2 separate regions of the Homo sapiens genome follow, and region 1 is linked to region 2. A link is an interaction called in ENCODE POLR2A ChIA-PET data of the cell type or tissue named here. Cell type or tissue: GM12878. All regions are shown on one strand. Region 1 overlaps TCF4 (transcription factor 4). Region 2 overlaps TCF4 (transcription factor 4).

The links. Peaks named below come from ENCODE experiments on the same cell type or tissue, not always from the same donor. Only the 100,000 strongest peaks of a DNase experiment are listed, where the experiment ranks them.
Region 1: POLR2A ChIA-PET joins it to region 2 with 17 read pairs; 4 of 35 experiments call an interaction of 5 or more read pairs at or near these places.

The regions. Positions count from the first base shown.
Region 1 is chr18:55,304,552-55,312,551 of GRCh38, forward strand. The region is part of intron 8 of TCF4 (transcription factor 4); the gene reads right to left. Among named protein-coding and RNA genes, the nearest start is that of TCF4-AS1, 140 kb to the right of the region's middle. In GM12878, no CTCF peak of the experiment used is centred here; no DNase peak of the experiment used is centred here; H3K4me3 peaks cover 2,786 bases; H3K27ac peaks cover 1,949 bases.
Region 2 is chr18:55,246,753-55,254,752 of GRCh38, forward strand. TCF4 (transcription factor 4) reads right to left here. Exons shown (of 20, transcript NM_001083962.2): 15 at 7,745-7,948. Among named protein-coding and RNA genes, the nearest start is that of LINC01929, 130 kb to the left of the region's middle. RefSeq lists enhancers at 2,851-2,900, 2,911-2,970. In GM12878, no CTCF peak of the experiment used is centred here; a DNase peak (open chromatin) is centred at 3,038; H3K4me3 peaks cover 623 bases; H3K27ac peaks cover 4,308 bases.

The sequences.
Region 1 (8,000 bases), 58 kb after region 2:
CCAACTTCCAAGATCCATTTACGATTGCATGAGACAACAACGAACATATCACACGAGGGCAGAATTCCTTGTCAGGAATGAACCTAAGTAATGCAAATGGTAGTTTTTTGGGGCACATTTCATTATCCAAGACATTCAAGGTATTAAAGGAATATTCATGCAAGCACCTCACCCAAGACCAAAGGAAATCTTTGGTCCTTATTCAAAAGGTTCAATCTACTCATGAACTAGATATGGGAAGGATCAGTTGAGAAAATGTGATTTAAGAAGAGAGCATTTGTAGCATTAGCTCTGAAAGCCTGAACCGCCTTTCAAGCTCCTGGCCTAGTTTTTAACTCAGAAGAGGATCAACTTTGTTTCAATGATAAACCAATAATTGCATATTTGGTGGAAAAGTCTACAGCTCTGTCAAGCAGCAAAGGAAGCATGGTGACAGCAGTTTCAGGTGACGGGACACAATAAAAACAATGAGGAAAGAAAATGTTTGCTTTTTCTGTCAACTGAGATGTCAGTACCCATTAATAAATCTATCTGCTAAAGCTACTCTTATTCATGTGGGACATCACCAATTTGAAGTAAAATAAATTATCTTTAATTAAATGGAATTGTCGTCTTCCTCCCGCTATCATCCCCAATTATTACATCCTAATCAGCCTTTTAGGGAGAAGGCAAGAGAGAAGGCTGAAAGGCACATTGACTATAAACAATTTCTCTTTCTGTCAACTGGTAAAATTTTTAATTTTAATTATTGATTATAACTACAATTTTTCGATCTAAGTAATGAAAACCACAAAAATTCTGTCACTTACAGGGGGAACACTGTACATGGTCACTTCCAAATTTCCTTTAACTCTTTCTCTGTGAAAATTTCCAAAAACCAGAAGAAATCACTATGAACTAAGCAAATTATCTATTTAAACCTAATCTATTACTTTTATTTCCAGTACAAAAGTACCAGTTTCAATTAATACTCCAGAATGCACAGCACTAACTGAATGCCAGCTAGGATGTATGTTTTTGGTTGTTAAGCTTTCAAAAACTAGGATTACGGAATGGTATCAATTTATGTTTAGACAAGAATGGTATATACACTTTAAATATTAAGACATGTAACTGGATAAATGGAGGTGGGTGATCTTATTACCAATGCTTACGATTTCCTCTGCCCCAGTTTTCAGCTCCCCTAATTCTCTTTTTTTGTAACTTCACCCAAATTCTAACAAAAGCAATGTGTATTTTTAATCAAGTGATTCATATGAAATATATGCTATTATCAGTTTCCATACTGATAGGATAATGCCCTTCAAAATAAATGATGAAATCAATAAGTAAATGAAGTAGTGTGTCACTCCCACTCCAAAGATACAGAGGTGAACTATTTTCCCAAGAGTGACAAAGAATGAATTTAGGAGCAACTGGGCACACCTTCATTTACCGTGCCCCTTCCGACTCTACTCCCAACAACCAGGTTGGATTTTGTTTGCTTCACTTTTTGTTATAACTATAGACTTTGCAAGGGAGGGTGGGGAGTTTTCACCTTCCATGTAACAACAAAATCAACCACTGAAATTGGGAAGTGAATTATTAATTATTTGTTCTACATAGAAGATAAATGTATCTAGAATAAACAGGTAAGGGTGTTGACTGTTTTCTGACTGCTTAGTGTTACTTTTAAAAATGTAATTTTTTCAGGGTGTAGTACTGTTTTCATTTAGCATGCCTTTGAATTGCCGCCTACAGAAGTAAAAAAAGAAACCACAGCTATACAAGCCTGCTGACTTTCTTATAAAAGAACCAGTTTTTAACTTGTTTATACTACTGATTCCAAATGAATTCAAGATGGTGGCTAGTTAAAGAAAGCAAGCCCATGCCAGGGAGTTTGATCAAAGAACTTCAATTCAGCAATGTTCAGTTTTAATTGACCACTAATTAAGCTACATTAGTCCAAGAAAGGTCTGTATCACTTTGAGTAATAAAGAAAAGAATTAATTTAACCCTGTGTCAGTCAGCTTTAGTAAATTCATCTGAAAGCAACTTCTCAAACGACAGGCATGAAAGAGGTGTCTGGTGTTAAATGCCAAATGTGGTCTACAGAATTCAGAGAAGACCAGGAACTCCGTTTTCAAGGGTATTTGTTACTTTGCTAGTGATGTCACCTTGCAGGTATAATTATCTTCATTACAGATACAAAGATGTCAGCTTTACTCCCTGGGTTGCAAAGGGTTGCTTTAAAATTGGATTCAAAACATGGCATCATACCAGCCACAGTTTTAACTTTCCTGTATTCTAGACAAAAATAGAGTGGATTTGCAAAATCATGAGAATTTTCAAAGGCTTGGAACTCTCCTTCTGGGAAAAGTGAGTTGAAGACTGGGTGGGGGCAGGGGGAATAAAACAACTGCAATAACACCACCAAAAAAGCTCATTATAATTAGGAACCACAAGCTATGACAACCATGACAGCAGCATTCAAAGTCCATGTGTTAAAATAGTTCATTTCTGAAAATCCAGTTGCAAAATTTTTATTTTCCCACACATTGTACATCAAAATTTTTTTATCCACAATTCTGATTTAAAAAAAGGCTTTTAGGAAGAGGGAAAAAAATTATAAAGCAGCAACAAACTCCATTTCAGGATTTAACATCAAGATGTAAGATATAAGAAAACACTGCTTTAAAACTTGGGTGTTTATGACTGGTAAAGTCCTTCACCTTAACTCAGAGGTAAATGACCTATGGTCTTATGACAAATGTCAAATAGTAAAAATATGTTTACATTTTAAAAGTAAACCCAAACGTCAATGGTACGCTGGCTTCTATTTTATATTAATTACCTCTGCCCTCCAAGCCTGCATGAAGAGCATTGGCTGTTGTATCACTGAAAGCCATAAGGGTCAAATACTCTTGAAGAGGTGTACTCTGTGGCCTCAACACACATTATATTTCGTCTTAATAGTTTCTGGCAACCAAAGACTGCATTTTCTACAATAGTATTTAATAAATAACATTTTTAAATCATTCTGCCGGTACTCATTAAAATGCACTTGTTTGTGAAATGCAATAGTTAGCTCTATGAAACCAAAATATTAATGCAAATTGGAATTTCTAAGTTTAAAGTGGTATTTGCATAACAGGAACTAAACGTGGCACAAGCTGAAAGAGTGCACAGCACACAAATGCTTCTCAACACCATAATTATTACAAACAAAATGATGGCTTACATATACACCATTAGAAGCCCAAGGCATCTGCCAGTCTGTGTCACCATAGGCTTCCAGTGCTCCCAATGTCTAGACTGTAGCAACGAGAGGATGATGGGGAAAGCTCTGGAATTGTCTCACCTGTTAAAGTAGCACAGGTACAAGGCACCAACAATCTCATTCCCAGTGCTTAATAATAGCCTAGGGCTAGCCCATTCATCTGTTGCCACCTATGGTTATCACTGAAAAGTAATTAATATGATTTTGAGTGCATGTATGAATGAACATGGTCTTCAGCACTACCAACGCTAACTGGGCACATTTGTCCAACTCAGTGATGCAGGAAATGGAAAGATAGTATGGATGTAGGTATGTACTTACTTAAGTACTACTTAAGTGACACAACTTTATAACAACACAAAGTCAGGTTAGGGACTAAATGACTGCTAAGGACAAGATGGACAGACGTTTTCATTTACTATGAAAAATATTTGGATTATGTGAGTAAATACATATTTTTAAAAAATTTTAGATCCAAGGGGTATACGTGCTTGTTGTTACATGGAATATTGCATGCTGCTGGGGACTGGGCTTCTAATGTACCCATTACCCAAATGGTGAATATTGAACCCAATTTAACTTTTGATAAAATACTACTTTTTACTAAAACAGCAAGAGCAGAGGCATGAGCTCTGTAAAATTTGGCAGACACCAGCTCTCTCGGGAGCATTCTACCCAAAGGTCTTGTCTAACTGTATGTATGGACATATGCCCGTATGGTGGATGTGACACATTCATTAGGCTGCATAAACATTTCTTGGTTGTCTACAATATGCCAAAAGGTCTACAAAGATGCATTAAGACATGGTCCCTTCTGGAGGGTATCACTGGCTGGAAATTCAAGGTCCCCATTGTGTGCAGACAGGCAAAGGGCTGTATCCTTTGAAAAGTTTGTGTAACTCAAGCTCTAAATTTAAATTCAGTTGAGATAAGCATTCAGTAAAGTGCTACAAGGTAGCATTAAAATGTCAATTCTTACATCAGATATTTGACAATAAAGCTAAGAAAAATGTAAAAATATCCTATTGGAATATATAGCAGCAATGACTCTATTCTGTCATGACCCACATGATCTTCAGCAAGTTTTAATCCCTCAATGCTTCCATTTCCCAGGCCAGCACCTCCCCATGGAACTTTCTACAATGATACAAATATTCTGTATCTGTGCTAATACAGTAGCCACTGATCATATATGAAAACTCAGTAATTGAAACTTGGCTAGTGCAACCAAGGAAGTGATCTTTTTAAAGTTTTATTTAATTCTCATTGACTGACATCATTTATTTATTATTATTATTATTATCATTATTTTTAATTTTAGAGACAGGGTCTTGCTCTGCTGCCCAGGCTGGAGCACAGTGGCATGATCACAGCTTGCTGCAGCCTCAGCTTCCTGGGCTCAATGATCCTCCTGCCTCAATCTCCTAAGTAGCTGGGACTATAGATGAGCGCTACCATGCCTGGCTAATTTTTTTTTTTTTTTTAACTTTTTCTAGAGACAGGGTGTCCCAATGTTGATCATGTTGATCTTGAACTCCTGGGCTTAGGCAATCCTCCCGCTTCAGCTTCCCAAAGTGCTGGGATTACAGGCATAAGCCACTGTGCCTGGCCTTCATTTGAATGTTAATAGCCACATGGGGCCAGTGGCTACCTCACTGAACAGGCCAGGCTTTGCCTGTGAAATGGGATGATGACTCCTGCATCACCTATCTTACTGAGGTGCAGTAACGATCAAATTAGAACTGGGTTGAGAAAATGTCTGAAAGAACCGAAGCTTACAACTGTATTTTACTGGATATTAATTATTGCTACAATATTTTCTGTAAGCTTTATTTTAACTGTAAGCCACTTTCCTAATAATTAAAAGTCACAGTAAGATTGGTTTTATACTCCATAAATGTCTGAGTTAAATACCACACAGGCAAGCTTCCTGAAGCATATTCTAAAAACACTGTGTAAGCAAGTTATTGTTCTACAATTATTCAGAGGGACATATGGACTATAAGAGAAATACTGAGAGTGCAACACAGATAATCAATGATTGATCAAAAAAAGGTCAATACTCCCTCAAATAGTTTCACTTACAGGAAATTCATGATTTAAAAAAATTACCATCTTCCAGAAACAGAAATATTCAAATAAAAAAATTACCATAAAAATAGTAATCTTTATTACTTGTCTGGCACACAAAAAGAATGTTAAAATTTTCTTTTCAGTTGCTCACTTTGAGTACAGACAACGCTGTACAATAAAAGGTGGAAGACAGTTCAAAATAAATGCCAGTTTAGGGCAAACTTATAGATGGTTACAGATGTGATGTACAAAGTAAACCTAAACACATCAGTGTGATTTTACTAGAATGTGTTGTACCAAGCTGGACAGGGAAACAGGAAGAGTGAAGTGCAGGGTCTGAGAATGCCTGTGGGAAGGAATTGAAATTCCATTAGCTAATGGGCTAAGCAATAAATGAAAGCATATCTGTACACCAAAGATATACTGCAAATCAGAGCTGCCATTCCCGTGCCCAGCCTCCATATCTACTCTCATTAAACCTTGGAGAACTTTGTATATCATGGGGAGGAAATTGAAGAGTGGCTCAAGTTACTGTGAGGCTTGGCAACTAGCTCCAAAATGTGGCACCTAAGGAGTGAGGTCTAGAAGTTGGCAGATGTAAGACTCAGCCACCAGATCCTGCCACCTTCCTCCACAGGGTGCTACAGAAGGCAACTGAGGTTTCAAAATCACTTCCGTATCATGGCCAAGAATTATCCACATTGAGGAGAAGCGCAGCAGTGGCAGGGAGAGAGGTCCCCAGTTGTGAGGAGGTAAAGGAGTTGCATTATTGGGAAAGCTGGAAAGAACATCTTCAATGTTGGCTTTAAATTTTAATCTTTTCTTGATAACAGACGATATGATGTTATGATGTTAATGATGATGTAAACAATGTCCGTAATGCCAAAAAACTTAAAACATAATTATTAATTAGTTTCTTTATGCTAATTTCTTCTTTCCACTTTATGTCCTGTAGGGAAAAAATGGTAATACACTTCCTCATTTAGGATGATTCAAGACAAACCAATAGTTACACTGATAGAGGGTTCTAAACATTTTAAAAGGTAAGACAAATATATGTTTAGGGTATGCAGACATGTTGTGTTACTGACTCAACATATTCTAACAGCTGCTTTGAAGCCATTCCAGTTGGTTCACAAATAATGTACAATATTTAATACACTATAAAATCTCACGTTTTCATGGTAAAACGTAGAAATACCTGGGCAATGCTATAGTGTGCTATGCCAAAACAAACAAACAAAAAACAATGTTTTGGAAACAAAAGAAAAAAGGAAAGAAAAGAAAAGGAAAAGGGAAATAGAAAGGGAAAGAAAAAAAACAAAAAAATGTTATCCTCTATAAATGCCTCACAATGCCAAGATTTAATTATGGAACTTATTATGACATTATTTAATTCTTAAGGTCCAGATATATCACTTTGCAAGCAGGACTTCCCAACCTCAGCACTTCTGAGGGTCTGTCTTGCACGCTGTTAAGATGTTTAGTAGCATCCCTGGCCTCCAGCCCTAGATGCCAGTAGCAAGCTCCTGCCTGACCCCCACAGTTGTGACAATCAAAAGCGTTTCCAGATATTGCCGTATGTCCCCTGGGGAACACCCTGTTCTAAAGATATATGTTTGTAATCTTAGTCTGTCAGCAACAAATATCCACTTTGATTTTCTTAAATCTTCATATAAACAATGTCCATCTCGAGGAGTATCTTCTTTCAACTAAACAAGGAAATAGCCATTGACACCCATGATCACTTAGTATGTGATAGTCTGACTTTGTGATCTTATGGCCCTCCATAGTCTTAGCCTCTAACTTTGACACAGGTAATGTATGTTCACTCTGGAACTTTTAGAACCAACTCTATAGCAGTCTTGATTATGTGACAGCAAATATTTTATCATTTTCAACTAAATGTTCTGAACTACATGCAATAATCAAAATAATACTCTGCAGAAAAATTTCTGAGGAATAAACAAGTTTGAGTAATAAATAATTGGCATTATCTATTACTGTCTAGTTATGAAATCTATCCATCTATCTACCCACCCAACCATACTTTCTCCAATCCAGCCATACATTCATCATCATAAAACCTGTCATGCTTTCAATTCTGATTGAGTTACACAGGTAAAAAGCCTAGGACTGGCCAAAGAGTTTAATCTACATAGCTCCCTATTGGCAATGCATCTGTGAAGACACTGTTGTCTATACATAATTCCACATCAGGCCAGCCATATATTTTATATACTACATCATCTAACTCGAAACAGGAAAATATCTTAATGTATAAATGTGTTTAGGTTTTCTTAAATTGGTTACTTTGTTAAATAGGTAATCTATTGAGAGATGCAAGATTCTAATACGGATTATCCTGAAAAGGTAAACATTTAAACAGACCAACTGAACCCAGGAATCACCATCTAACTTTAAAACAGGTTAAATGGATCTTCAACATGAAGATTAAAAATGTATTAAAGATTCCAAAAACAAGTGCTAGCCTAAAGCTACTTAGCCATGATCTATTTGTCCTTTCTCATCTGTTTTTCCTTTTTCGTCATCTAAAGATAATGGAGGAAAAGCACCATAAAACCAAAACTTCCTTCATAAGAAACAATTCCGTATGGTTTTGCATTTTTCAATGTCATATCTGAAAGGTAAAGCAGCTTCTCTAGTC
Region 2 (8,000 bases):
AAAGTTCAAAACTTTCGGTTGAGGTTGCTAATCTGCTCTCCGAAATACTTGATAGTTGTGGAGATTAGGAGAGATGACAGAACACTAGAGAAGGCAAATATCCTAATTTAAAGAAAAACAAGATAGTAGCTATTGAAAGATGATGTTGACCACCAATAGCTTGGGTGAAATTCTGTAACAGGGTATTTAGAAAATAGTTTTGAAAGTGCTCTGAAACACAGGAATGGCCTCTCAAACTCAGTTTGGTTCCACCAGAGCAAGGCATTCTGGACAAGCCTCATTTCCTGCTTCACAGTGAGTGCTGCATGCCCGGCTTCTGTGACAACGCTACGGACAAAATGAGCAAAGGTGGGCCATACGGTGTATAAGGAGGGAGACAGAACCAGCTGAGATTAAACTCAAAGGATAGAAGACAGCACTCGTGTAGAAAGAATGTCTGTAACACTGAGCCTCATGGCCTTCTGGTCAATCCCCTCCCCTGAAAATATTGTATTGGTGGCTTTGATGTGGGCATTAGTCACACCCATCACATTTGCCAGCAACAGAGATGGCAGAGTATGTGACTGAATGAGGGCTTCAGGGAAACCATTAAACAGGAATCAGACTGAGGCTACAACATAACATTCAATGGGGTTTCATGAAGTTTTGTACAGACACAACAAAAAGTACACAATGAGACTGGGGAGATAGGTGGCTTATGGATTTCAGTTGATTACAAATTGAATATATGTCAGCAGGACAATGAAAGCATCAAACATAGCAAAACAGGATATTGTTAGGTGGCCTTAATGAAGATACAAGGTACTGAATGGGGGAGGAGATAGATCCACCCTAGTCCACTTGATCCTTTCTTAAGCACTGTGTTCAGTTTGCGGTTCCACACACTAAAAGGTTCTTGTGGAGAAAAAGGCATCCTTGCTAAACTAGGGAGAATGCACTGGGAAGCAATGGAGTTCATGACAGGGAGTCCAAACTTTTTTTCAGGTTAAATATTTGAAGATAGTGATGTTTCGTCTAGAGGGAAAAAACACTCAGCAGACTGTCTTCAAATAACTGAGTTTCTCAAGTGCTTGTTGGACTTGATTTGTGGGCAATTCTATTGGGCAGAAACATAAGGACTGTAGAAAAAAGCAAATTTGGGCTGGACCTAGGAAGAACTTTCAAATATTTGATGAAAATGGACTTTGTGGGCATTTGGAGCTAGTCACCCTTGAAGGAAGGAGGCTGATCAAGACTTGTTGACTGCTTGGCAGGAAATCTGTAGGGAGATTTCAGTAGAGATAATCTCTTAAATTCCCTGAGAGTCCATGGGAATAACTGCTTAGAAATGAAGTATGCACTCAAATAGACACAGAACTTTATGGAATCAAAACCTGTGAAAGCCCAAGAGGAGCAACTGATAAATTGATAAAGATCAAAACTTTCAGTTGAGGTTACTAATCTGCTCTCCGAAATACCTGATAGTTGTGGAGATTAGGAGAGATGACAGAACACTAGAGAAGGCAAATATCCTAATTTAAAGAAAAACAAGATAGTAGCTATTAAAAGATGATGCTGACCACCAATAGCTTCGCTGAAATTCTGTAACAGGCTATTTAGAAAATAGTTTTCTATTTTATCAACTTTATCAACTGAAGATGCTGATGCCTCTGTTGATCATATCTTTGTTGAAGAGGCCCACATAGAAACAGAATCTTCTGACTCCTGCTGCTCCCATGACTATGTACCAATAACTGCCACATCACATCAATGCCCACTACCCTCTCTTTTTGCCAAATATTACTGGTAGAGCTAAATAGCAACTCATTGCAGGCAGCCTAGGGCCAACTACAGAGTTTTCTTGGATTTCATTAGTTAAGTCAGAGTAACAGAATGGTTTCTAATTTCTACCACTCACAGTTTTGAAATGGTTATGGTATTAGGGTAAAGAGGAAGTCGGCTGAGCAGTGTAGGATATAGCACAAGGAGTGCTGGTCTGCTTGCTGTTTTGTCTGGTTTCCTTTTTTGTGTGTGTGGCAGGGTCTCTCTGTCACCCAGGCTGGAGTGCAGTGGCACAATCTTGGCTCACTGCAACCTGTGCCTCCAGAGTTCAAGCAATTCTCCTGCCTCAGCCTCCTGAGTAGCTGGGATTACAGGTGTGCACCACCATGCCCGGCTAATTTTTGTATTTTTGGTAGAGACAGGGTTTCACCATGTTGGCCAGGCTGGCCTCGAACTCCTGACCTCGAGTGATCCACCCGCCTCGGCCTCCTAAATTGCTGGGATTACAGGGGTGAGCCACCGTGTCCAGCCTCTTTTGTCTGGTTTCTAATTCTACTAGTGAGTACCCATGGTTTGGTCACTTCCCCTTCCTAGGCCTTAGTCTTCAAAGAAGGGCAATGGGCTGATTTCCAGGGTACTTTTAGAATCTAAAATTCAGTGGTCTGAGCTCTTAACTATACAAGGAAAACTAACTGAAGTTGTTTGTCCTATGAAGCCCTAAGAGGTAAAAGTTCTCATGTATATAATGTCAGTTAAATAAAAAGATACCACTTTTCCTAAGGAATGCTCTTTTGATAGACTGCATTTAATCCAAAGTAAAACAAAAATTGTTACTGAAAAGAGGAAAACTGGGCAAAGATCCACTTTTATTGGTGATTTCTGAAATGGGTTCCACATCCCCCACCTGCAGGACTCTGAAGGGATGCTGTGGAGGACAGGTGTGTGGGGTGAGTTGCACATGACTCCCCCATCCCTAAGTCAACTGGAGATGACCACTCCTCTACTAAACAACCATGTGATCTTTCACTACTGGATAAGGGTCAGGCCCCTGGTCTTTTAGAGGGCATAGCAGACTGGCAGGGAGCAATCTGCTTAAGTACACATCTTTTCCTACTAGCCTGTGAATTCCTTGAGAGCACAGAACCTACACTTGGTAACCACGGATAAATGTTATTGAAATGAATAAATAGACTTTAAACAAGAAGGATCTGAGAGCTACACTAATGCGATATATGAATAGTAGAGGGGATTTTTAGCTCAATGATCACGTAGTTGCTGACTCTACCAACAAATAAACGGGAACACATAGAGTCACATAAAGACAAGTTTGATGTGGGTTTTGTTCTTAGTCAGTTAAAAAAGCGGTTAGGTCATTTGAAACGCTTCTTTTCAGGCCTCATCTGTGGATGTGAATACTGAATGAGTAACAGAGAGAATTCTATCTGGAAAATTGCCCTTTCCATAATTTATAAGAAATCTAATCATTTAATATCAGGATTAATCATGGAGGTCTCTGAGGCAGAGAGGGAATCATACTTGGTAAGAGTTTCTAACTAGGGTAGTGAAGACCTGGCTATTTCCTTATTCTCCCACATTCAGAGATTTCTGCTTTAATTTTGGAAGAAAAGTGGGTGGTTATAGTAAGAAAAATAACTTGATAACTTAAAATTTGCTACCTCAAGGACCCTGGTAGGGAGAGTTCACACCTCTTAGGCACTCAGCGCAAACATGTTGGTTTAAGAATAAGTGCATAGATAATGTGGGTTTTAATCCAAGCATGCCACCACTTTGGAGGGAAAGTTCTCTGTCTATACATTTGGGAAGAGAGCTGCTCTGGGAACCCAGCCATGGAATACCTGGAAACTTCTTTTGCCAACCAACACTTATCAAGTTTTGAAAATCACAAGCTCCTAGCATTTAAAATAAGTTCTGAAAAGGTGTTCTCATAGATAATCTCTGGAGAGTATGCCTGGTAGTAAAAAAGAGCATTGAATTTGGAGTTGATGTGCTTGAGTTTAAATCCCGCTGCAGGACTTGAGACTAACTGCTCAAACTTCTAAGGCTCACTTTACCGACACCTGAAATGACCACTATTATCATCCTCACTGGGCTGTTGTGAAGACTGCCTAAGACAACACATGCAGAGCGCCTAGCAGAGGGGCTGCCAACTCACACTCACAGAATGTTAAGTTTCCTCGTTTCTTTTCTCCCGTTTCTATGGATGATCTATTTACAGGGGTCGGGGGGAGAGAGACAAAATATAATATGTGAGACTCGAGGAATTTACAACAGTTGGTAAGGCAGAGTCATATCTATAAAAGATGCACAGCTATGCGGAGCTGGTTAAGATAAATATCTAGAAATGGTATGATTCATAGGGCTGTAAGAATAGAGAAAAAAATGGCTAGCATGAGTGGGGTAGCAAGGGAAGGCTTCCTGGAAGAAGAATGATTTGAGTCAGTGCTTTGAGAATGGGTGGGTATTAGGTGTACAGAGATAAGCAGATAGGGCTGGACAAGACAAAGAGATACAAAAGTTCCGAAGGAGAACATACAGGGTGAATTCTGGTAATATGCCCAGCCTTGTCTTGCTGGAAGACTTGTTGCAGATTGGAAGAGCTCAACATAAGGCTTTCGGTAAATGGTAATAGGCTTCAAATGCTGAGCTAAGGAATTGGTCTTTATCTTGTAGAAAATGGAAAGGCAGGGAAGGTTTTTGAGCAGGAAATAAGCATAGCTCAATAATATCATCCAGAGAGCTTGCAAGTATACAAACATTCGCTCTTGTGTTATGAGCCATGCCGCTGTGAAAAAAAAAAATCCCTTTCATTATACTAATACTTAGTAAATCACTGAAGACCTACTTCAGAACTCCAAGGAAAACATTTTATGAATCAAAAGCTAAGGACAATATGTTAGCAATTAAATGAGATAACATAACAGCCGAGGCAGAACCACAGTTTTCCCCACCACAACTTCAAGCTGCTGCAGAAAGAAATGCTTATATCACCTTCCAAGTTATCAAGCCATTTTGTTTTGATTTTTGGAAGGCAGGGAGAAAGGAAATGAGAAGCGTACGGAGGTCGAGAGGATTCAGAGCTGTCTACTCTTTAATCAGAAGGAATTACTGAGGAGAGTTAGAAAGGCGATGTGCTCAATACAAAACCGGGACTGGGATGAGTATCAAGTTACTGCAACTCGCTTCCGCCCAGAACAACAAACGAAGGTGTGTAGTTGGGAATGAGACTCTCACCAGTGCTCTCTGCTGAAGTTTCCGGTGCATACCTCCCACGGCTACTTTATTTACTGCAGCTGGCCAAAGTTTTATAGCCTGTTTCATGTATTAAAATTCAAATGTGGAAAACATTACCAGTATCCTCCTTGAATTTTTTTGTTGTTGTGGGGAAGGGGGATGAGGTTTTTTTTTTTTTTTTTTTGCCTTCCCCTTAAACTTCCTTTTTATTGTGGAATGTATCAAATGGTCAAAGGCTAACTTCAGACTGATTAAATTCAAAAACTATTTCCTTTGTTCTTATGTTTTTGTTTTAAAATTCATACCAGTTTGCACGGGAAAGATAGGCCAAACCAATCCTTTTCACACACATTAGTGTTTCAGGCTGAGGAGCTCAGATTCTGGGGACACGTTGAATGGTTTTCAGGAAGAAAGGAGAGAGACTGCAAAACCCCATTTGGTTCAAAGGGCAGCAGGGTGATGACATGCCATATCTTTGGAGTTACGCTATGATCTGCTTGGCTCTGTGGCTGTCCTTGATTGAATATTAAATGTCTTCAGAGGAGAAAACAGGAACTTATCCTTATCAGCAAAACTGGCGGCTTTATTGCTTTTGTGTGTGTGTGTGTGTGTGTGTATATCAAGATCAAATTAAAGGGGTTTCTATGTAATATTGGCTAATTATTTCCTTTTTTCTACCGTTCTATTCAGTCGTCTCACTTTCGGTTCTACTGAGGTCAGTCCAACTTCCCATCTCCAAAAATAATTCTAGTCTTTTCCTCCCATCCCACCTCTGAATCTGACTCAAAAAGGAGTCAATTCAAAGGTCAAATAGTCCCCAAAAGTATTTATGTATAGTTTAATATTTAAAAGAACCACTTAACCTACATATGGTATTTAAGAAAAACTTTACATATTTATGGAAAAAATAGTCTCTGAAGCAATGCCCTGGGTGCATGTTACATCCGTTTAACATATGCAAAATGAACACAGCTACAGAAATTAAACTATTTTTCTGTTGATTGAGAGCAGATATACAGAAATGGTTATAAGTCACAGATCTGGCTTTTAATAAAGCCAGATTTCTTAATTAAAAGCAGTATGTTTAAACATTGTAGTTAGAAAAAAAAGAGCTGTACAAACGAAAATCTCATATTATATGCATCCCAAGTGTATTTAACACATTACCTGAGGCCAAGCTAAATTAAAATCTAGACTTTTCTTTTGTAAACTCTAAGCAACTGCCATGAACATATAAACAATTTTTATTCAATGATGAATTTTTAGGGCAGAGGTCAAGGGAAAGAAAAAAAGATTTCTCTTTGGCATTCAAAAATATCTTTCCACATTTTAGATGTGAGTTCGTTGCTTCTATTTATAAACCAGTATTTTTGGTTTCAAATTGGTTGCAGATTTCAATACTACACCGTTCAGAATGGTACTCTTAATCTTAGACTTTTATTAAGAGAAACTGAAAGATGGACAGGAGAATACTACTGAGCAAGAACTTAAAAGAACCTCATAATAATTTGTATGTATTTTGCATTTCCTTTTGGGACCATGCTTAAACGAGAAATGCTACAGTGATAATGGAAAATATACCTTCATCCAAGCAACTTTTAGCGAGCCTGTAAGGGGCAAAATAGGACACTAAGGTGCTTAGAGACGAGGTAGAGCTTGTGAGGATCAGAACTACAGAGAATCACTGGTCAAGTTACATTCTCCACCACTCTGGTCACCTCATTAATTGTCATCACTTAATATTCTATTAAGAAGAGTCTCTGAATCTTCATAATCATCCTCAAAAAGAATTATCTCCAAAATCCTTTCAAAAGTAATGAGGAAAAAAATCACAATTGTAATATGGACAAATCTGCTTAAATATAATTCAAATAAAGACTTATTCTAAATAGGTAGTAGTAAAGCTACTCTATTAAATTACACAGTCACATGCAATGTATTTATACAAATAAACATACCATATATTTCTATCTCCCAGACTCAGAATTGACAGACACTATTTTGGCTTCTTTAATTAAAAAAAAAACACTAATATTTGAATTACTAGCAATGTCATATTATAATATGAACTCAAATTGTACACTTTGGCCAGGGTCACCAAAATGAATAATTTCAAACACCAACAATGACCCAGCAATTCATCCTCAAGGGAAACATGTGTCTGCACAAAAACTTAAACATGAATATTTATAGAAGCATTATTCATCATAGCCAAGGAGTTGGAACAACCCAACTGTGTAATGTGGTATGTCCATACAGTGAAATACTATTTGACAATAAAAATGAATAAAGCTCTAATACGTGGCAAACTGTAGAAAAACTGCAACAGTCATGCTAAGTAAAAGATGCCAGTCAAAAAAGACCACCACATGTTGTATGATTCCATATATTCAAAATATCCAGAATAGGTAAATCTATAGACATAGGAAGTAGACAAGTGGTTGCCAAGGGCTGGAAGTGGAGGGATGGGGAATGACTGCTTAATGGGCAACGGGGATTCTTTTCTTTTTGCAGGGGGCAAAAATATTCAAAACCTAGACTATGGTGATGGTTGCACAACCTTGTAAATACACTAAAACACTTGAATTGTACACCTGAAATGGGCTCATCGTATGTTAAGTGAATTATATCTCAATAAAGCTGATTTTTTAAAAAACAGCAACAATAGTATCTATATCTGAAATTCTAACTCTATATGATAACTATAGAGTCTATAAATTTCATCACTTACCATGAGTGAATGTCTGTTGGCTGAAAGAAGGCCGGTTCCATACCCTGAGCCCAGACCACCCATGGCTCCATTATGAGAAGGTCCAATGATTCCATGCATGTCCCCATGACCACCAGGCATAGCTGTGGATGGGCCCACTGCATGGTTCCGGAGAACATGAATAGCATCATCCAGTCTTTCTAAACGATCTTCAATTCGGCTTTGCTGTTGGTTAACAAATGATGTAAAATTTGATTTAGTTCAAAAGGGGTGCCTA